Linked DNA regions of Mus musculus: region 2 is linked to region 1. The links are chromatin loops, found by intact Hi-C in ENCODE. Cell type or tissue: gastrocnemius. All regions are shown on one strand. Links, peaks and the distances in the headings refer to the core of each region. The heading gives the core; the rest is flanking DNA. Region 1 overlaps Itpr2 (inositol 1,4,5-triphosphate receptor 2). Region 2 overlaps Itpr2 (inositol 1,4,5-triphosphate receptor 2).

What was found. Hi-C counts contacts between places; a loop is a spot of excess contacts. Peaks named below come from ENCODE experiments on the same cell type or tissue, not always from the same donor. Only the 100,000 strongest peaks of a DNase experiment are listed, where the experiment ranks them.
Region 2: a loop joins it to region 1, with 2.7 times the contacts of the local background. A loop is called at or near these places in 5 of 42 quality-filtered maps.

The regions. Positions count from the first base shown.
Region 1 is chr6:146,334,466-146,345,646 of GRCm38, forward strand. It overlaps Itpr2 (inositol 1,4,5-triphosphate receptor 2), which reads right to left. Exons shown (of 57, transcript NM_019923.4): 26 at 10,592-10,765. Among named protein-coding and RNA genes, the nearest start is that of Gm35596, 120 kb to the left of the region's middle. In gastrocnemius, for the core only: a CTCF peak has its summit at 5,563; DNase peaks (open chromatin) are centred at 5,548, 6,365, 6,702, 7,316 and 3 more places; H3K27ac peaks cover 3,400 bases.
Region 2 is chr6:146,282,335-146,293,515 of GRCm38, forward strand. It overlaps Itpr2 (inositol 1,4,5-triphosphate receptor 2), which reads right to left. Exons shown (of 57, transcript NM_019923.4): 37 at 9,191-9,299. Among named protein-coding and RNA genes, the nearest start is that of Gm35596, 68 kb to the left of the region's middle. In gastrocnemius, for the core only: CTCF peaks have their summits at 5,023 (motif pointing right) and 6,145 (motif pointing right); a DNase peak (open chromatin) is centred at 2,920.

The DNA.
Region 1 (11,181 bases), core at 2,041-10,040:
TAGCTGGATTCATTAATGGATCCCAAGTTGAACTCTAAAATTGGAACCTTCTAGATCAGTGTTTCCAAACCTTTCTAATGCTGTGACTCTTTAATACAGTTCCTCATGTGGTAGTGATATCCAATCATAAATTTATTTTATTGCTACTTCATAACTGTAGTTTTCCACCTGTTAAGAATCATAATGTAAATATCTGTGTTTTCCAATGGTCTCACATGACCATGGTTGAGAACCACTGTTCTGGAGGCAGCCTCTCTCGTGGAATCTTAGGAAAGTCAACATTTAAAGAACCTTAAATACCTGGCCAAACAAGCAGACACATCAGGGTTACTATCTGTTCCTCACTTGTTCACAAGCCATGCCTTGTGTCGCTCTTTATTTGAGCCTAGACCTTTGTTTCTACCCTGTAAACTCAAGAAGAGAACTCTCTCCTTATATGGTTCTGAGATTGTGCCCAAGATAGAACATCAGAGAACTGCTGTGTCTGTTTGTCTGCCTGCTTCCATTGCTTCTGGGCTTCCAGGGTGGATGGCCTTTTCAGGGCATAAAAGGCATCAAATGGTACCGCCTACAGGAAGTTCTGTCATAAACCTAATTGTCACAAGGCCTGTTAATTCAAACCAAGAGACTCACAAACACACATACACATGTGTACACATGCACACGCATGAATACACACACATGAGTGTGCACACACACATGCACACACATGAATACACACACACATGCGTGTGCACACACACACGGGTGTGCACACACACACATACACCTTTCTGAGGAGGCAAATATAGCTCTACAAAAATATAAGATAAAAATAATAATGACAAAAATCACGTGGTTTTGGGTTTCTTCAAGGCTGTTCTAGGGCCTTCCGTGATGTTATCAATGTTGAACACCTTGCAGACACCCCGACAATTCAACTAATGCTTCATCTGCTCAAGGGAGCTACAAGATTTACATTCAAAGTTCATGAGGCGCCATCACCGTGAACAGCTGGGAACTGGATCTCTGCCTTCAAGGTGGGATTTGGTTATGATTGTAGGAGTGATCCTATTTGTCTTTGAATCGTATGTGTTCGATAACTATCTTAACATTATCTCATCCTGTATATAGTCAGCTCACCCTAAAATGCTTCTTCACAGCCTACCCTTTTCTACCTGCATTCCCTGATGGTCTCCAGAGGTTGAAAGCCAACAGAGTGGAGACTCTAAACTCATTTCAACCCAACTTCAGGCCAAGGCAGCTGGATCAATCCAGTGTCAACTGGGTGGTCTTAGGGTTTCAGATCTTGATACTGTAAAGAAGCTCATTAAATATTAACAAGTCTGGGGTCACTTGGACGACCCCTCCATCAGCAGCTTGTAAAACCACAAGACTGTGTGGATACCTCAGAACAGGACCTGAGTCATGCCTCTGGCCCAGAAAGGAGCTATGACATCCTGAAGTACCCAGAAGGTCATTACTAGATAACTATCTAACCCTAGCTCCAAGATCCCTATACCATACAAGATTAGTGTACAGCTGGGGGCTTTCTAAGAAAGAATAAAGACATACCCGCTCACAGAGTTAAACCAAGCAGACCCCTGAAACAAAACAAAGCATGCAAGGAAAACTGTCTGTTCTAGAAACTTAGGAATGGTGCAATGCCTGCCTTCGATGTCGATGTCAATGTCGATGGACCCTCTGGCTCCAGCCCTGTCACACCTTGAAAGCAGACTGTGCTGTACAATGAGTTCTGTCTCTCTTCTGTGCTGAAGGACATCTGTACATCAAAGCATTCACAGAGCTGAGTAATAACACACCCGGTAAGATTGTCTGAGGTTGCTGCAAGATTGTACAATGTGTTATAGATGGAATAAAAGTGGTCAGGGTCACCCCCACAGTATCCCTGACATGCCTAAGACCAGCTCTCTGAGGAGGGGGAACTATAAGCCAAGCATCAGCAAGACAAAGTGAGGCCTCTTCCTCTAAAGGCCAACAGAGACATGCTGTATCCCCTGCTGGACACAGAGCAGGTCTAATTCCCAAGGAACTGCTCTTTCATCCTCACAGAAACTCTATAACTGACACGTTGGCAGTGGGCTGTCTCTGTAAAGATGCCCAGACTGTGCCCTACAGCAAGTACTGCCTCTGGGAGTTTTCCGATAGACCAGCAATGGGATCTGTAGAAAACAGGATTGTCCTGTTCAGGCACAAGCCACTGGTTCCTTACAAGGCTGGGTTAGTTTAAAGAGCCCTGGAAGAGAGGAGCAGGTACCCACACAGTCTCAGCCCCTTGTCTAGACAACAGAGTCCCAAAGGGTATTGTTCAGTTCATTCCATTCCTGCTCCACGTGTCCACTAGAAGAACCACAACAAAAGATCTTTAAGCCAAAGAAAAGACATGGATACACACTGGGTGAGTATTAAGAAGACCCAACTAGAAAGCTTGACAAAAGAAAATATTGCTCTTAGTCCAAAACAAGGTAGATACGTAAATATCAGACTTAAAGTTACTGAATGGTTAAGCAGTTTTATTATGAAAAGCTGTAAGTCAAGATCAACAGCATATCTATAATCCCAGAAATGGGAAGGCAGAGACAGCACACATACATGTACACACACATACACACACAAATACATGTACACATATACACACATACGCACATGCACACACAGAAACACATACATGCATACATTCACATGGTTGTACACATACACACACACAGAACCACATACATGTACACATAACTACACAGTTGTACACATACATACAAAGATATTTTAAATTACAAGAAAACACTGAAAACTACACACTTGCGTAGAAAGAAGCAGGTAAAAACGGAGAAGCAAACTGATGTGATAACTGTAATAATAAAATGAATGGAGCAGGGCCTTCTCTCTGGAGCACTGACATGTTCAGGTGACCTGCTTCTCAGGCTAAATAAAGAGAAGGGTGTGCAGAAAGGACAATCCTGCCTTAACCCACTCAGCCACACCTTCCTTGCTTAATCTCTCTTTCTAAATTTAGACACCGTATTTGAAGGTGATGAATTAGAGACTATGCTGATGCTGCTGACACTGCGTGCTTAGCCCCTAGCCCACTGACCTTCGAAATGATGGAATTTCCATGGCCCCTGAAGACACATCTGCACACAGGGAGCACGGTGTACAGACACAGGCGTGAACCCTGCCCCCGCCTCTGTGATCGTTAGAGATCAGCGCCAGCAGTGGGGTCATCTGGAGTCCTCTTCTGAACATTGATGCTCCCAAGGACATAAAGCTAAAGCACTTCGTATTTTTGCCTATGGTGACTCCTCCCGATTCTTTTTTGTTTAAATTATGTTGGAATCTTTTGCTTATCTAATGGAGGATGGAGAGCCATTTCCAACTAGGAAAGTTCACTTTTACCTGTGTTAAACTTCACTTTGAAGAGAAGTTGCACTAGTTTTTATCAGATTGAAAAAAGGGATAAACATCTTTCAAAAATTAGTATATTCAACCTAAATCACAAAGAAAAACACTAATGTGCCATATAAGGTTTTATTTTAAATGAAATATTTCCCCTCGAGCCCTTAAAGAGTCTGTGTTGTCAACATGCAAACGAGAAAACTAAACTTTGAGCATAAAAGTAAGAGAGTGGATATTTTTACATAAAAAAAAAAATCAAAGAAAATGTTTTTAAACTTTCACGATATTGAAGGCATTTTTTTAAATTACATAAATGAAGCCCAGGATTCACGGTATGTGTCCCATAATTTCTACACAGCTGAAAGCTGGATTGCTCAGAGCAATACCAAAGGCCATGTTTAGAGCCTCCGTGAAACTCCCAGAGACACAAAGGATTATGTCCACGGCCTGGTCTAGTGTGTGCTGCTGCTAGACACTTCGCCTGACACCGGGATGGATTCCATCCATTTGTCACCACTGCACTCGGCTGCTGGTTCCCTCACAATGAAGCTCATTCACCTATGTATAAGTTAGCACTGGCGTTTCTCACATTCCTTCTTCATCTCCTGAAATTACCTCATTATAGACAGACCCTTCTGGTTTCTCTGTCCACCTGTTTACCTGTTTCTCTCACCCCCAACCCCCACCACCCTCATGCATTCACAAATTCACACCTGATCGTGTACAAAGGGCTCTTGGACGCCTCCCACAGTGGCCCTGCTTCTTCTGAAACATTCTGGATTCTGCCAAATGGAACACTCACTCCTTCCTTGAAACTCTTCAGGGTCTCCCAGCTTCCAGCCATTTCTAGTACAAACTCTTACTCCTGTTGCTATTAGTGTTGGCTACATTAGTGACTATCCTTCAGAACAAGCCTGTGCTGTGTGCTTGGGCTTTGTACATTGTTGCAGAGCAGAAGCCATGTCTGAAATATCAGACTGGAGTCCAGACATCAAACTTTAGCAATGGAAATGAGGAAGTCCTATGAATACCAAGTAGTGAGCATGCAGATTCCATACTACACGAGGCAGAGAGTTGGAAAGGACTCTACTCCAGAGAAACAACCACTAGTTAAGAACAAGAGGCTCAGCTGTAGCCCACACGGGTCATCTCCAACATCAGTGCAGATACCAGGGGACGAATACAGGGGCTGGAAACACAGAGTCGCTGACTGTCTTTGACAACTGCCAGGTAGAATGCGACGAGCCCCTTCTAGACAACATCCAAAGGTGACTGATAAAATATTTAAGATGCTTCTTTTCAACAGGAACTCAGAAAACATGAAAGTTCATAAAAATTTCAGGACAGAAATTCACTGGTGTTCACTGGTGCCCCTTAGGAACTTAGGCTATGCTGGCAACCTACATTCTGAGTTCTAATATTAGGGGTAGGCACCTACAGAGAGAGAGGAGATAGGGAGACGGAGGGAGGGAGGAAAGGAAGGAGAGAGAGAGGGGGAGATGGAGAGTTGGGGAGGAGGAGATAGAGAGGGAGAGGGGCCAAGTCTAGTAGCCAAGAAAGATCAAAGTTCTGGCCAGAAACCACAAATCTACAAACATCACACAGTGAGTTAGGGAAGACACAGCCCACTGGACAGACAAAGGTACATAGATAGCTTGGCTTTCACTCTGGCCATGGCCTAAGGGTCTCAAACCCCTGTACACAAAGAAAAGCCCACTCCTGGGATCTAGGACTAGGATTTCCATTAATAAAGAGGCCCCCAAAATCCCAAACCAAAAATCTATATTTAGTGTGACTACAAAATAGAATGTCCTCCAGACTAAATTCAGGCCTCAGAAGAATTCCACACAGAATGTACCTTCGTAATAACAACACCCGCACTAAAAGCCTGAATGAAGATACCTCAGGAGCTTCTGCAGAGACAGCTGAAAACAGGCCTTCCCCAAAAAGGACATGCCCCGCCCCCTCCATCTCCTCAGTGAGGGTGTGGATGGAGGGATACACAACCAGAAGCCATTATCAAGGACTCCAATCTACAGGCTAGAGTGACCACCCGGAAGGCAGGTGTAATGTTAGCTTTGTAGCGCAGGACCCAGCAAAGGTCAGCATATAAACCCTTGTCTCAAGGCCGGCATGCAGATAGAGGTCTCTGAAGGCTCAGACCAACAGCGCCCCCTGGCAACAGGCTGGAGCAGCTACAATTCCCCCAAGCAGGAAAGCACCCTCTTCAACCCACAGAAGGATATCAATGCATGCCGACTCAGAATCGGTCATCTAACAGCTCCGACATCTCGTAACCACAGAGATGTCCTTAGCCGAGTATGTGCTCAGAGAGCTACTCACAAGAGCATCTCTTCTGGTACCACAGACACCGGGCACACATGTGGTACACACCCATACACGTAGGCAAAAGGCACATAAACATTTAAAATATATATATTAAAAAGATAAAAAAAATTAAAAATTAGAAAAGCAACTCCCAACTACCTCACTCTGGAAGCAAATGCGCAGAATCTCAGGTAGACATGAACCTGAACATTTAAAAGCTATAAAGCCTGGTGAAAACCGCCAGGCAAATGTGGGGGGGAAATCGGTTTTCAGTTATGAAAAAGTACCATGGCTGGAGTTAAATTTTCAGCTGGGTGTTATAAACTCCAAATAAGATGTGGGTGAGACAAACAAGTTTGAGTTTAAATAAAGTATAAAGTGTTAACTGTGAGGTCACAGGCTTGAGGAAAAAGAAAATGAAATCTAACATACATATGTACACTGACATCGCACCAACAGAAATACTAGTAAGGCATAATATATACTTAGCTGGCGTTTCAATATTAAGACACAACTGCACGCAGCGAACCTCTTCATAGCCACAGCGGGAGCCAGAGGATAAAGAATAACATCCACTGCTCCCCACCCACCCAGATGACTGGTCTGGCTAGCCAGCTTGCTCAAGCGCTCCCCATCTCTGCCTTCTGATGCTGGAATTACAGCCCCCCCACCCCCATAGGTTCTAAACATCCAAAGTCCTGGCATCCAAACTCCTGTGCGGCAAAGATGTTAACGGCCGAGCCATCTCTACAGCCCATCCTCATTATCTGGTACACCTGAGCAAACAGAACCTCATTCCCTTCCCAAACAGAACTTAGCTTTAACAAAAAAAATAAAAGTAATTAACCAATTAATTAATTAATTGACCTTCTGAAACACCTAATGGAATCAAAATAACAACGGTCACGGTTGTCATGCATGCCAACAGTAACCGGGACGGGAGGTTTGGCAACTCTCACACACTGTTGGAAGAAAAGACTTGATCTGCAGAAAATGACTGGTGTGAGCCAGGACACAGCACATGGGATGCTTGGCTCCTAAGTGCATCCCTGAAGCACCTCTTGAATGGGCTCAAGAGGAAGAAGCTGCCCAAGCTGCCACAGTAATGCTGCTTTTAATAGCAAAGTTCTTAAAATATCAGTCCATGACCAGCTCACTAAAACGCCATGTCTGACAATGCACCAATGCAGATTAGAGCTCTGGTGAATTAATTATTGCCATATTCAACAAGGATGGGAGACAGCAGACCCAGAAGAGCCTGGGGGAGGTATTTCCCCTGTATTTCTTGTGTTTTATTAATACATACTACACATAGGAGAGAACTATTAAGCTAGGAAGTTAACAAACTTGTGGGATTTTATTCGGGGTACAGAAAGACCACAAGGCTTTCACAACTGTAGGGTTCTATTTCTTAAGATACACACTGTTCAAATTTGATCCTTACTGCTATGATAAAATGTTCTGACCACATGCAGCGTAAGTGGTAATGGGTTTATGCAGGCCACAATCCAGGCCACAGGGCATCATGGAGGGAACCGTGGAAGAATGCTGCCTGCTGGCTCCTTTCACAGGCACATCCTGAGCTGGCTTCCTTTTATAGCCCAGGACCACCTGCCCAGGAATCCTGTCACCCACACTGGGCTATGTCCCCTACATCAATGAACAATCAAGACGGTTTCCCATAGACATGTCCATAGGCCAGCCCGATGGGGCAGTCCCTCAGTCAGGGTTCCTTCTTGCCAGATGACTCTAGCTTGTGTCAAGTAGGAAACAAATACAAAGACAGTGGGCTAGCTTAGTACACTGGCTTAGTGGTAAAATGTGTCCAGGCTTTGGACAGGCACTAGCAAGAACTCCTAGGATAGCTTCCCTCATCTCTAAGCAGGAGACTCAGAAACACCTGTTCATTCTAGGTGGTGCTGTGCACAGATAATGACACTGGAATGCTGTTGCTAGGATACGAGCAGGAGATGGAGCAGCTCAGAAGTAAGCCCACTGGTCCATGATGACAAAACCAAAGCAAGTGAGGGGCTGGAGGTTTGGCTCAACAGTTAAGAGCATTTGTTGCTCTTAGGATCTGAGTTCAGTTCCCAGCGCCCACATTGGGTAGCTCACAACTGCCTGTGACCCCAGCTGTGGGGGCTCCAACGCCCTCTTCTGGACTCCACAAGCACCCATACACATAAATTAAACCAAATCTTAAAAGAAATAATAAAATAAAGTTGGAGTCTCGTTGCTTGATTTCCTAGTATCTAATCTTAGCTTCTTGCTCGCTTCGTCAGTTGTTGAATGCACACTGAAGCCATGCTAACTGACTGTCTCACTTTACTTTCTGTTCCTGTGACAAATGTCATGACTAAAAGTAACTTGGGGAGGAAAGGATTCCTTTAATCTTATATGTCACAGTCCATCATGAAAGGAGGCCAAGGCAGAAACTAAAGACAGGAGCTTAGAGACAGGAAGTGAAGCCAGAGCCATGGAGGAACGCTGCTGACTGACCCTCTTTCATGCCTTAGCTTGCTTTTTTCAGAGAACACAGGACCTGCCCAGAGGCAGCACTGCCCACAGTGAGCTAGCCAACCCCGACATTAGTCTCTGATCAAGGGATGTCTCTACAGACTTTCCTACAAACCGATCTGATGAAGGTATCTTTTCAGTTGAGGCTCCCTATTCCCAAATGACCCAAGCTTGTGTCAAAGTGACAAGAAACCCGCATGCTAACACACTCCATCAGAGGTTTGCTCAATGACCCCTTACAGTGCACTGTGTGCCCATTTTCCGGGTGGTAAACACAAATCTTAGAAAGTCAAAGCAAGCTACACACATGCTAAGCAGTAGATCCTGTGGTGTCTGATTCCAACCCCTTATGCCACCCTACCCCCCACTACTGATTGCCTCTGCATCGTCTTCTCTGTGTTGGTTGTTAACTCAGGCCTAGCCTCCCTTTCACATCCCCTTAGCTTTGTCTGCAGCTGCCAGCTCCCCTGCAGTGAAGAATTCTAAATCCAATTCAGCCTGAGCCAGCCCAGTGCATTGAGCTCAAGGCAGCCAAGGTGCCAGGAGGAAGCTAGCAGGCAGCTCCCTGGAACTTCAGGGAGCCAAAAAGGAAATTCCAGCAGACAGGAATGTCTCTTAAGAGCGTCATATTCACTGTCGCATCCCAGGCCTTCAAAAAGTGGGTCAGCAGAGGCGGACAAAGCCACAGACGCGTTGAGAAAGCAGCCTCCTCATGCATGAATGGAGTCTCCCTACAGAGCTATGATCATTTGACCCCAAAGCCAACAATCCAGGGCAACCTCTCCCAATTCTAGGTTTTCTGAATATTTAACTCTTTCGTATCAAGCCACACCCTAAGCAACCTACCTACAACGATTTCCATTCCTTGAACCAATACATCTGGAACTCGGTGAATAAATGCCAGCTCCCCCCATTTCAGATTGGAAAACTGATTTTTTTTTACACCGCAAGCTGTACGGTTTTGCCTTGAGAATGTCTGCAATTACTCCTCACGCCCCTCTTCTTTCTCACGGGCAAAGCACCTGAGATGCTTCCTGCAGAATAGCAAGCACTCACCACTCTGCAGCAGAAGAGCCCTCCCTTTCCCATCATGCCTCAGTGAGTGAAGGCCAGGGATTTACAGCCTTCCTGGTACATCTCATCTGAGTTATTGTGAGACATCTTGTCTTTCTGTAGCACAGTGAACTATGCCGAGGGCCGTTGGACGCCTGCGTTGAGCTCAGATCAGCAGGCCTGGCATGAGGTTCCTGTACCTGCTGAGCCGTCTCACCGGCCCAGCCAAAGACCTCTCCTCACATAAGCCAAGATTGCATGAGAAGCAACAGTATATTTCCTAGGGCACACATAAAATGTGATTTCTTTTTTTCAGAAGGAAAGGGTATTACAATTTGTAAAAGCATAGTGACTTATTTTTGTGTCAGAAAGTGCAATCTTAAGGAGCCTGGATCTTATCATCCAACTGTTGGCTGAGTCCCAGAGTTTGCAGCCTGGGGGAGCCCTTGGATTTCCAAGCTCTCGTTTATTGGTTAAAAGGTAGCCCTATTGCCATCCCCAAAGTCTGTTTGGCATTTAAAAGGAGAATCCACGTATAAAAACATCTGACTTTCATGCCATGGACATGCAGAGCACTGAATAAATGCCAACATTTTTTTTTTGTCTTTAGAAATGAGTTAGAGAAGAATTTATGTCTCCACTCCATGGCCCTAGCTCATTATAAAACAAAGTTTTATGGATCAGAAAGTCTACATTCCACTAACACTTGTAAACATTACAGGAAATTTCCTAGGAGATAGAGTGAAGAATTACAAGTAGCCGTCATCCTGAGACCTGTCAGAGAACTCTACCATCTCAGCGCTACCTTGCAACCCCTCGACGGTTCAATAATTAATATTTAGTTAGCACCTTCTGTGCCCCCCGTTCTACAACCTGAAACGTTGAGAGTACTTCCAAGGCCGCCCCAGGTAAGCCTCCACACACCCTTTACATTCCTGGATTCAAACCCCTAAGTGGGACACAAGGCAGGCATTTCAGAAACAGCCATTATAACATTGGTGGCAGTTAGCTCTCATGCAAATATTATCAGTAAAACTGTTTTGTAAGAAAAAAGTAGGGGCTAGATCCCTGGTCTAACAGTTAGGAGCTCTGGCTGCTCTTCATAGGACACAGGTTTCATTGCTAACCCATAGGTCAGCTGACAACTGTCTGTATCCCCAGTTCCAGGGCATATAGTGCCCCCTTCTGTCCTCAATGGGCACTGCATGCATGGAGTGCACAGACATGTATGTAGGCAAAGCACTCATTACACATTAAATAAAAATAAAGAATTTTCCTCCTAAAAGTGATCTCGGAAACAAACCTCATTTGCCTCTTCGCCTCCTTTGGCCTGGCCCTCACCCACATCTCCATTCTCATAGCTGCCGCTCTTTTCTACCCACAGCTCAGATTTCTCCACCGTCAGCCGAAGTTGGTCGAGGTCTGCCTTGATTTGCTTGTAGTTATCAACATCTTGGTTCGACACTAGTAACTGCACCTAAACACGGGAGAACTTTGTTGCTTAATATTCTCACACAGCTTCTGTATTCCTAGATCCTGTACACCAAAGATCTCATTTTTAAATACTGATTAGGCAAAGGTCAACATTTACAGAACATTCATGGGTATTTACATGTGTATTGGCTGAAAGCTTAGCTGCAAGTATCTGTGAACTCCAAGCAATATGTTCACACATAAAAGGGAATTCTTACATTTCAAAATGCTGAAAAGTAATTTAACGTAAAAGTCTAGGGGGTGGAGAGATGGCTCAGGGGTTAAAGCTCTTGTGAGGAGCTGAGTGCATGTGGGTGCTTGGAACATGGCAGCTCACAACCTCCTGTAACTCCAGCTCCAAGGGATCTGAACCCTCTTCTGGACTCTGGGTACTACACACATATGTGAACATACATACAT
Region 2 (11,181 bases), core at 1,231-9,230, 53 kb before region 1:
AAGAGGTGAGACGCGGATGGAAAGCCAGCCAAATGACTTCATCTGAGAGTCCATCTGTGGAAGTTGTGCCGGGGAAAGCATGGTGTTTTGTCCTTGTAGCCCATCTCACATCTCTTGCCTCATGTTTTGTCAACAACATTCCAACACCTTAGGAGAAGTAACCCTGCCTCCTTTACACAAGATTGCCTTAGGGATAAATAGCTAGTCTCCTGCCTCAGCTGCTCACCAGTGGACTATTAAGCCTGAGACTAATATACACTAGGATGAACGAGCTGAGTGGGTGGGAAGTGAGAGGGATCTGAAGTCCTGATTAAGTCCAGGGATGGCCAAACGCAGCACAGCTGAAAGCAAAGGGAGTGGACAGCAGAGTACAGGGCTGGGTGTTGGGATTCCCAGATTAGCGGCTGCATAGTCAGTGGCTCCTAGAGGTGCAAACTCTCAGGGCGTCTCAGGAAGGGTGATGGAGCAGAGAGGTCACAGAAGGGGCAAAGGTTGAGAGCTGAGAGGCTAGAGTATTAACAGCAGGATGGTATGGAAGGAAACCCCCTGTTACTAGTGGGTGTCGCCTATAGCACTAGATATGCCTAAGGGTCGGCTGGAGGGAGGGAAGGGAGGGAATATCGGCAGGTGTCAGGATGATGTAGTCAAAGCCTCCACCCCAGAAAGTGCTAGGATCTTAAAGGTAGGATAGGAATCAGCCCTGAGGGAGCAGTGGAGAAGTGCGCGCGCGCGCACACACACACACACACACACACACACACACACACCCGCAGCTCCTGACTCCAAGGATGAGGGAGAAGCTAGTGGCTAACCAATGAAGAGCTGAGAAAACATTGGGCCTGGGGAAGAGAGCTCTCCCAGGAAAAGGGAAGGGACACAGGTCACAGAGGGAGAGAAGAGGAACTTGGGAGATGGGGAGCAAAGCCTGTGGGAAACAAAGGCTGCCCACACCCCCACCCCGGGAGGGTGGCTCTACAGGGTTTGAGGTTTGCACTGTTCACTGACTGGGAAGAGCAGAATGAAATTTCTATCAGGGCTGTCCTTTTCAGAAATAAGACGCTGAGCCTGGGAGGCAGAAGTCTCGTCTGACTCCGCCTAAGAGATGACCAATTCTCCATAGGTCACAAACTATGCTTTTCATAAATCAATGGCTACATGCACCCTGGAGGTTGGTATATTGATATAGCAATCCCTCACTGGCATTGTGGGATTATTGCTTGCTATGGGACCAACAACTCTCCCCACCCGCCCCACTTGACTATACTCTAACAGGGCAAGAGAACCTGAAGTAAGTGGGCTTGATGCTTCAAATAGAAATCACTTAAGTACACATTTCTGTAGTACCCTTGGCCTGCCCCTCTCTCTCTCTCTCTCTCTCTCTCTCTCTCTCTCTCTCTCTCTCTCTCTCTCATTCAAATCATCCCAAGGTCTCACTAGATACATTACCCTGGGCTCCTCATACCAAGCTATGTGCCTAACACATTTCTCTTGCTTTCCCAGGCTATGCTTATGTAAGAAGTGGAGTCTGAGATTTGAATCATAATTGCAATTCAGACAAAAGCTAACAACTGTAAAAAACTGAACCTCCAACTCTACTGGGCAATCTGCAAACACTCAAACCGATGGTGTTGTTTTGCTTAAAGGAGGGAGTATCCCAGAAAGGCTTCAGAGTCTTGGGCTCCAGGTGGAACAGGCAGGAACCAAGCCGATGCAATACTGAAGTACGTGGTAGATGTTCGAAAACCATCAAACACAGATGAAATGTGGTCTGTGGTCTGCACTGCCTTAACAAAAAGCTCTCTCTCCCTCCGCAGCCATGTGCAGCACTCCTACAGCTCTGTGGCTGCCGCCTCAGTGCAATGAGAGGCAGCCCCACACAGGAACATAGACTCTCACTGTAGACTCTGTAGCTACACGGGCTGGGATCTGTCCTGACTCCACTGTGCTTTGCTGTGTAAACTCTGACACATCTGTTACCTTCTCGGTGGTGATTTCTCTGTGATTTAATTGTTACATGGTTTAAATGAATTACAGTATAAATGAAAATTCTTGAGAAGAATCTGTGTCCGGCTGTAAACAAAAGCCTCCTGGAGGAACCTGTGCCTGCAGACTGATGGATAAATTGGAATTTCAGTACTGTGGAGAGACTGGAATTTTGTGGTCTCGGAGACTAATCACTTTATCTTGAGCTAGCTTTAGTCTTCTGGGACAGCCACTCCTTGTATTACCCTTTATCTGAACTACCTGTGGTAATAAATAAAGACGGAGGCAGAAAAATGAGTCTGCAGCCGGAGCTTGACAGAATGAGATGGAATGTAAGCAGCATTTGGTCTAGCAGCATTACTTAATTCCTGACTCACAATGTAACACAGTAGAAAGAAGCAGGAGAAACTCGGGATTTGTGTTCACAATCTACCAGCTTAGAGGCACGAGCCACTTACTGGAAGGCTTTCCCCCTCTGCCTTTCTTTTTAGTTTTAAAAGGGAGGTTAGGAGTCTGAGTCTCTGCAAGTCTCTACATCTGAGTGGATGCAGATAGCATGTTACCTAGCTGACAGCTCTTCTAGATACAGATGTGAGAACAAAGTAACAACAAGATTTTGGTGCGGGTTCACTTGGCTATGAGCGGTCTCATCCTGAAACAGATCAAGCCGATGCTTGATTTTCAGATTTTCTTCAGACTGCCTGTTCCTTCTCCAAACAGTTGCACCACCAGATCTACCCCATGTTAGGCTGTGGGGCTCTGACACTGTTGGGGTCGGCACTTAGGGATGCTGCAGCCAGTCCTGGCTTTGTTCAGGGATTGCTCTAGGCTCAAAGTCTCCAGGGTGTGTCTTCTCAAGGCCATTAGCCGAGTCTCTAGCACATTCTTCCCAGGCTCTTCTCAAAGCTGGGAGCGGGTGCGGGAATGGAAGCCCTCCTCCTGGCAGTCCTTCAGAACCACATTTGTTCTCAAAGCTGAGCGCCCATTGAGCCTGGCACAGGGTCTGGGGTATGACACCTTTCCATCTTCCTTTCTGCTTTGCAGACCTCACAGTGGGTGCCCGCTACAACACCTCACTAAACACTTGCTGTGTCTGAGACACGGCTCCTCCACCCGCCTCCTGTGCTAAAGGTCTGAACAGCTGGTCTGACTTTGCAGGTGTGTGAGGTGTGAGAAACCTGCCTCTTGTAGGGGCACAAGGATATGCAAAGCAGGATTTCAAGTGACTCCTCTGCTAGAGCAGCAAAGGCTGCTGTCATCCTTACAGTGATAAGGCCTGTGTGAAGGCCATCGCCGAGCAATGGTTGTGTGCACAGCAAAGTGCTAAACACTGGACGCTTCTCAGTGAAGATCAAGTCTGCCCTCAAGAAGCCCAACAGGGTGTGGCATGTGGATAGAAACAAGGGGAGGTGGAGGCGGGTACAGGACTTTGTGTGATCTCAGCTCTAACGGGGGATGCAGGGATGCAGCTTAGGTGACAAGCCTGTCTCACCCTGGACAGGTTCTTAGTTTCTTTAAACTGGCAGCACACATCAAAGGGATCATCCTTAAGGAATCCTAGAGCAAGGTCCAAAGTCAGACAAACAGCAGCCCTATAAATGCCACGATGATTATAAAAGACAGCAAGGCTGGGTGTGCTAGCCTGTGTCTTTAATGTCAGCACCAGGAGGGCAGAGACAGCACAGGCAGGTCTCTGTAGATTCCAGGCTAGCAGGTTCCAGCACAGCCAGAGCTACAAAGTAAGCCCCTGAATCTAATTAATTAATTAATTAATTAGTTAGTTAACCAAAAAAACAAAACAAACAAACAAACAAAGAAACCCAACAGAACAAACTGAAGCTAAAGTGATCATGTAGAGTGTTGTGGAAAAGTCTGTGTCAGACTGAGGTAGAAATGATTACCGCTGCAATTCATCTGAGTGTTTTGGTTTTCTTTTGTTTTTGTTTTTTTGAGATCTCTGTGTAACCCTGGCTGTCCTGGAACTCACTCTGTAGACTAGGCTGGCCTCGAACTCAGAAACCCGCCTGCCTCTGCCTCCCTAGTGCTGGGATTAAAGGTGTGTGCCACCACCGCCCGGCTTGTGTTTTGCTTTTCTTGTTTCTTGCCTCTGTCCTTGGCTTTGGTTTGCCTTTCCTTGGTTTGGGCCTGTGGCTTTCTCTGAGTTACCATGTCAGCAGCCTTGTGAAGATGACAGCTGGTAGTCAGTCTCTGAGCACAGGCAAGATTTTCATTATGACCTTCCAGTCCTAGATCTCTAACGATTTAGAACTCAAGCCGGGCAGAGGGGGTTACAGTCTCAGATTCTGAAGCAAGAGAGCGCACCACCAAGATGTGAACAACTTCAGGTATTTCCAGTAAGGTCACAACAGCGATTAGACCAAACTCACTGTGTCTATAGCCCCTCATGCCCCAGCAACTGAAAAGAAGACATTCATAAAAGCCACCAGTGTTTTTAGTTCATTTGGCAATCATTTTGATGTTCTGAACTGCATGATAACTATAGTTCAGTTTTTCAGCACTGGGTTTCAAAGGCAACAGTAACTAGCTTAGCATCCGTCAGTCCTGTTTCTTAATCCATTATGCACATTGTTTTATTTAATATTCCCCCGGGTTCACAGGCAGCATTGCTGTCTCCCTGGTACTGAGGTAGAGAGAAAAGAGAGCCGTGTGCACTCCAGCCTATGCATCTTGGCTCCTGACTTGACACTGCACATCTACCCCATACCACCCCACACCCCAGTCTACAGGGCTCTTTCTGGCCCCTGACAATCTCAAAGAAATCTCCACTCAGATTTGAACCTGCAAACCCTCAACACACAAAAGGAAGACGTGTGGTCCCCCTGAGCAACACCCGTGTGTGTGCATAGGCACGTTATAGTGGTAGGCTGGATAAATGCCCAGTCCAAACATGCCCACAACTTGGGATATCTCTAGTTAAAGAACCTGTGACTGAGGCACTTTACAGATAAAGGTGAGATTAAGTGAAAGATCTCAGCAAGGGGCAGGAGTTACACCAGATTGTTAAATCGTTCCAATGTAACCAGAAGAGGGAGACAAGAGTCTCACATAGAAGGATTGCCCATTCAAGGAGGGAGAAGGAACAAGAAGAAAGAGAAGGGAGAGTGACTGGGAAGGCGTTCATGAATGGGCTTTGAAGATAGAAGAGCCTGAGGTAGTTTGAATGAGAATAGCCACCACAGGCTTATATTTTAATTTTTAGAAACTGGCACTAAGAGATGTGGCCTAGTTAGAGGAAGTGGGTCACTGGGTGTGGGCTTGGGGTTTCAAATGTTCAAGCCAGGACTCACTCACTCTCACTCTCTCTCTCTCTCTTTCTCCCTCTCCCTCCCCCTCTCCCTCTCCCTCTCTTTCTCTCTCTCTCTCTCCTGCTGCCAGATATAGAGCTCTTGGCCTCTTCTCTAGCACCATGTCTGTCTGCACGCTGCCATGCTTCCTGCCATGATGCTAAAAGACTGAACCTCAGAACCTGTAAGCCAGCCCCAATGAAATGTTATTCTTTATAAGAGTTGCCATGGTCATCAAAAGATGGCCTAGTCGGCCATCACTGGAAAGAGAGGCCCATTGGACACGCAAACTGTATATGCCCCAGTACAGGGGAATGCCAGGGCCAAAAAAATGGGAATGGGTGGGTAAGGAAGTGGGGGGGAGGGTATGGGGGACTTTTGGGATAGCATTGGAAATGTAATTGAGGAAAATATGTAATAAAAAATATTTTTAAAAAAAGAAAATATGTAATAATAATAAAAAAAAGAGTTGCCATGGTCACGGTGCCTCTTCACAGCATCAGAAACCCTAACTAAGACAGGGTACATGAACCAAGGCATGCAGGAGGCATCAAGAAACACACAGGACTAGGAAATGAATACGGCCCCACAGCCTTCAGATGGAGTATACCTCTGCTGGCATGTTGATCTGATTTTAACCTTTGGCCTCCAAATCTGAACGATGGTGAGTTTGTACCATTTTGAGACAGTAAGGTTTGAGTGAACAGGGAAGTAAGACAATCATGAAACACTGCCTGTTGTTCCACTACTGAAACCCAGGCTTTTCCTACGACCCCTAGTGACTGGCAGAATAGTCGCTCTGCCCAGCCTGCTACCCAGCACCAGTTCACACAGGCTTGAGTCACCCGTGGACACAAGGGGGCACCCAGTGCTGTCTGGAGGCAGACACTTGAACTCTTCCACGCTGTTACCTGGGAACAGGGAGTCACCTGCTTCTAAAGCACCCAGAAGCTGACTTCAAGATAAGAGTTGCACACTCAAATTTCTGTCTTATTTTGTTGTTAGTAGCCATGGTAATTAGCAAGATAAGAACTCTGGCACTCACTAATCCCTCTGCCAATGTTCCCTTGCACATTTACACACACACACACACACACACACACACACACACACACACATCTTTATTGTTTTTGTAGAGGTTTATCTGATTCTCTGCTTGTCTGAAGTGCTCAGATGGCCAATCCTGGCTGTCAAATTGGCACACCTGGGAAGGGAGACCCTCGACTGAAGAATTCCCTCCACCAGATCAGCCTGTGGGCATCTTTGGGGCATTTTCTTGATTTCTAATTGATATGGAAGGCCAGTATAGTTGATACCATCCCTAGGCAAGCAGACAAGACTGTATAACAAAGGTAGCTAGCTGTGAAAGCCAGCAGGAACAAGTCAGTAGACAGCATCCCTCCGTGGTCTCTACTGCAGTTTCTGGCTCTGGCCTTGGCATTTCTCCGTGGTGGATAGTGACCTGTGAGCCAAACCCTTTCTTCACCCAGGTTCCTTTTGGGTCAGTGTTTTATCACAGCGCTAAACCAGGGCAGGCGTCACCTTTCTTTCTTTCTTTCTTTCTTTCTTTCTTTCTTTCTTTCTTTCTTTCTTTCTTTCTTTCTTTTTTCTTTCCTCTTTTCTTTCTTTTTTTCTTTCCTCCTTTCTTTCTTTCTTTCTTTCTTTCTTTCCTCCTTTCTTTCTTTCTTTCTTTCTTTCTTTCTTTCTTTCTTTCTTTCTTTCTTTCTTTCTTTCTTTCAGATGTTTGCATGGTTGTTTTGTCTGTATGTGTGTGTTTGACCATGTGTGTGCGTGGCGCCCTCAGAAGCCAGAAAATGGTGTCAGGTCTCCTGCAGTTCACACAGTGTGAGCTGCCAGGGGAGTGCTGGGAAGGGAACCTAGGGCTTCTGGGAGAACGGTCAGTGTTCTTAACCAGAGACATCTCTTCAGCTCTCACCCTCCATTCTTACTATTCTTACTATTACTTCAGTGTGTGTGGTAGGCATGTGTAAGTGCATGCAGGTTCGAATGTGTGTGAGCCACTAGTGTTTTCTAGACGGAAGAAAGGAAAGAAAGAAGGGAGATAGGGAGGGAGATAAGGAGGGAGAGAGGAAGAGGAGGAGGCTGGACTACTTCAGTGAGCAGGAGCAGGTAGGGAGAGTGAATGGCTAATTTCAGATAGAGCAGCCTGGAAGACGCTCCAACACTCTTGCCCACTGAGAGCAGGATCCCCATGTCTGTCCTTCTTTCCATTAGAGCATTCGGAATCGATCTCTTGTGTCAAACTGTAAGGCTCGTCAGAGAAACTATGTTGACATAATTGTTCTGCTTGGAGACCTAGGGCACCCGTGAAATCAGCTAACAGGCAGTACCAATCTGAGGGGTCACGTGAGAGCAGCTGCAAACCCTAAGGAGACCCATAGCTTACACTGAAGTCTGTAAGGTTTCCTTCAATCTTATGTCAAAAAAAAAAAAAAAGCCGGTTGCTAGAGCGACGCTGACGACATCCCTTTAAATGATTTGTTGCTCAGACGGTGGAACTAAAACAGAGGGCATTTTGACTAGTAATACAGACACTTAACTCTAACAGGGTGTGTGTACGTGTGTGCAGCCTTGCTGTTGCTCCTGTCTCCACACAGTCTCTCCTTGGTCTGGAACTCACCCAGTAGGCCAGGTTACCTCAGGACCCCAGGGTCTTCTGCTTCCCCAGCTCTGGGATTACAAGTGTTTGCCGTCATTCTAGCTTTTCACCTTGGTTTTGGGAGCTGAACTTGGGTACTGATACTTATGTGACAAGAACTTTAAACAGAGCCATGTCGCCAACCCCCTCTAATGCACGACTTTGGAGCAAAGTCCTTCCTACTGACAACCAATTTTCCATCCCCTTTCTTTCTTTCTTTCTTTCTTTCTTTCTTTCTTTCTTTCTTTCTTTTCAGGATGTGCAAAAGGAAAAAAAAATCCAATCCCAGCAGACTTTCTGGACCTAAAAAGCACATATATCCAGTAACAAAAATTAAACCTTTGCCATTTTAAAATACCAAACAATTAGCGTTTTTGGAAATACTCTAAAAATACGCTGAGGTACTTCTGTACAAAATTTGCTTGATGCTAAGCATAAAAGAATAGGAACTAGCTTTGAAACAGAAAAGGGAAGAAAAGAAGGGAAAAACTTCTCAAAATTCTTGTTTCACATTTACGATTATCTCCGTGGTTATCAAAACACTGCTAGCTATTGCTTAATGAGCACCTGAGCTGTTGTTTGTAATGAATGACTGGCAAGCTATACGTTGATATGTCTATGAATATCAACTATGCATTCACTAATACAGCTGAGAATAGAAACCAACCATTCCCTTTATTTAAAATGACAGTATTATCTTACAATACGTGGCATTAATATATCTAAAATAACATAAACGTCTAATTATAATTTTGAAAAAAGCACATGCCAGCCTATACAGACACTCTCTCTCTACAGGCTGGTGCTAGACCAGGCACCTCAATCACCCATCACCTCGAAAGGTCACTTGGAGATTCAGGGACGCAGCTTGGTAGTCGAGCACTTGCAAGCACAGGGCCTGGGTTCAATTCCCAGGGCCACAAAGGAGGCCTTTCAGCCCAATACTCCATCCAAGAGGACAACACACTCTTCTGAGACAGACTGCAGCACAGCGAATGAGAGAAATGTTCGGTCTGCTGCATTCTGAGCTCAACACCAAACATGAAGGTAAACGCCATAAAACTGCAATAACATGGCTAACAGGAATAACACCCAGGTGTTATTCAACCAGTAAGAAGTGCGCGCACAATGGCGCGTTGCAATCCATAGATACAACATTCTGGAAATTTTACTTTATTTCAAATGCTTAAAAAGAAAAAAAAAATCAAATCTAATTTTCAAATACTAAAAACTAAAAGAATACCTCTTCCATGAAGCTGTCTTTCTTCTCCAGCATCTCCCGTAAAGTCTGGAGGATTTTAATGCACAGCTTTTCTTCTTTCTCCATCAGTTTCTTTGTGTGATTAATCAGCCTGAAAGCAAAACATTAAACCTTGAAAAGGACACCAATTTTTCTCACCAAAACATATACAATATGCTACCTGGGAGGGGAAACAGTGCCAAGGGCTCAAAGCAAATCGGATACATAATGCCAAAAGGCTGAAAACTATACACCAGCATATATATTTTGCTGAGATATTTATACATCCCAGTGTTTCTCAGGTTCAGCCTCTGATGCTCTTACCCATCCACTTTGCTAGTATGAGAAGATTTACAGCATACAATGTACCATTACATTTTTTATTATATTCCATGCATTATACCACATCAATTATTCCATCACGTATGTAGGAGTATACACAGTATAGCACACTCACACACACACACACCCGCCCCATTCCTCAGTATACAGTGACCATGCATTCAGACAAGAACGGGGCTCTTTTTTCCACTGTTATGAAGCATGCACTGGGGTTCCAGAAGACTTTCAGTACCATGGGTGTAACAATCCCAGAGTCAGCATCAAGAGAAATGATTAGATTGGGGTGTGTAACTCAGTCCCCATTAGATTGTGTTGTTAAGAAACTGGTCCTTCATAACCCTGTGAGACACATCTCCCTAGAGGAACAGCATGAGGTAGCCTGAAGGAAATTACGGATTCCAGTGTCATGGCAAGAGCCCTATAGGATATAACTCTCCTCTTAGAATGAGGGCCTCGGGATATAACTGATAAGCCTCGTCCTCTGGCTAGTGCCCAGCTAATGTTCTCAGCCATCAGAGTTGAAGAAAGGACCTTCCAAGGAATCTCTCTTTGACCTCACGACAAGCCAGAATCTGACTAAGTTTGCTGAGGAGGAAGTGGGTTCAGACAGGTGACACAACATGCTTCCAGTTACACAATTCTAATGGGGACACCTGGAGATAGACATCTAAGCTCATGAGTGCTGCAGTTCACCAATGAGCCGCTGGGGCTTCAGGACGGAGTCCCAGCATGCCACAGGCTGCTGTGCACACAGCCATCCAACATGACAAGGGATACGAAAATTTACAGAGGTACTTTTAAAAGCCAATAAACTAGACCAAAAAAAAAAATCTTTATTCTGTTCCAGGGATTTTCTGGTCATTGAAGGCATCAAAGAGACAGCACTTAAAGTTGGTCATGGAAGAAGGCAAGCCTGGCCAGGAATGGAAACAGGAGAGGTGAGGCTGATGGCCCTGCCCACAACATGATTAATAGTGAACAGGCCAGAATGCCATACTAAAGAGTCCAGGGTACGGGTCTGATACGGGGGATTGCTGGTATGTGTGCACGCTGTCCCCGAAGTCCCTCCTTTCTATGTCAGAAATAGTTTTACATTTTATAGTTTTTCTAAGCCATGTTTTTATATTATCCTTTGCCTACATAGACCTGAAGATCCAGTGTCTGAAAACCACAGATTCCCTCTCAGAAGAGTAGATGGCAATCTGAGTGGATCCAAACCAGCTGCCTGGCAGATGAATGCCCACGCTAACCTAGTCTCCCATCCCAATGCCTGTGGCCAAGCTGAATCCGTGTCCTTCCCCAAGGCTGTCCCCCACCCACTCCTGTAGAGCCATCCGTCAGCAGGAACCATAGGTTAGATTCTCTGGAGGAAGTAGGGGGAGCTAACTCAGCCCTGGCTGAGGCTCCACGTTCACCAACTCAGCTTCATTAGAGTGTTGTGCACAGCTGTGCCAGGGCCTGGCGTGGCTCGTAATGGGAGTGAGCTCTAGATTTCCAGCTCTGATTGCCAATGGAAGGAACTCTTGGCTCTTTGGAGAGATGGGAAGCCATGGGCAGACACCAGTGAATCTGAGCCTCTGGCCATAAAATAATTATAACAACACAGATGAAGCCTTTAACTACTAAAGTCAATGGGGCAACCCTGCTTGGTG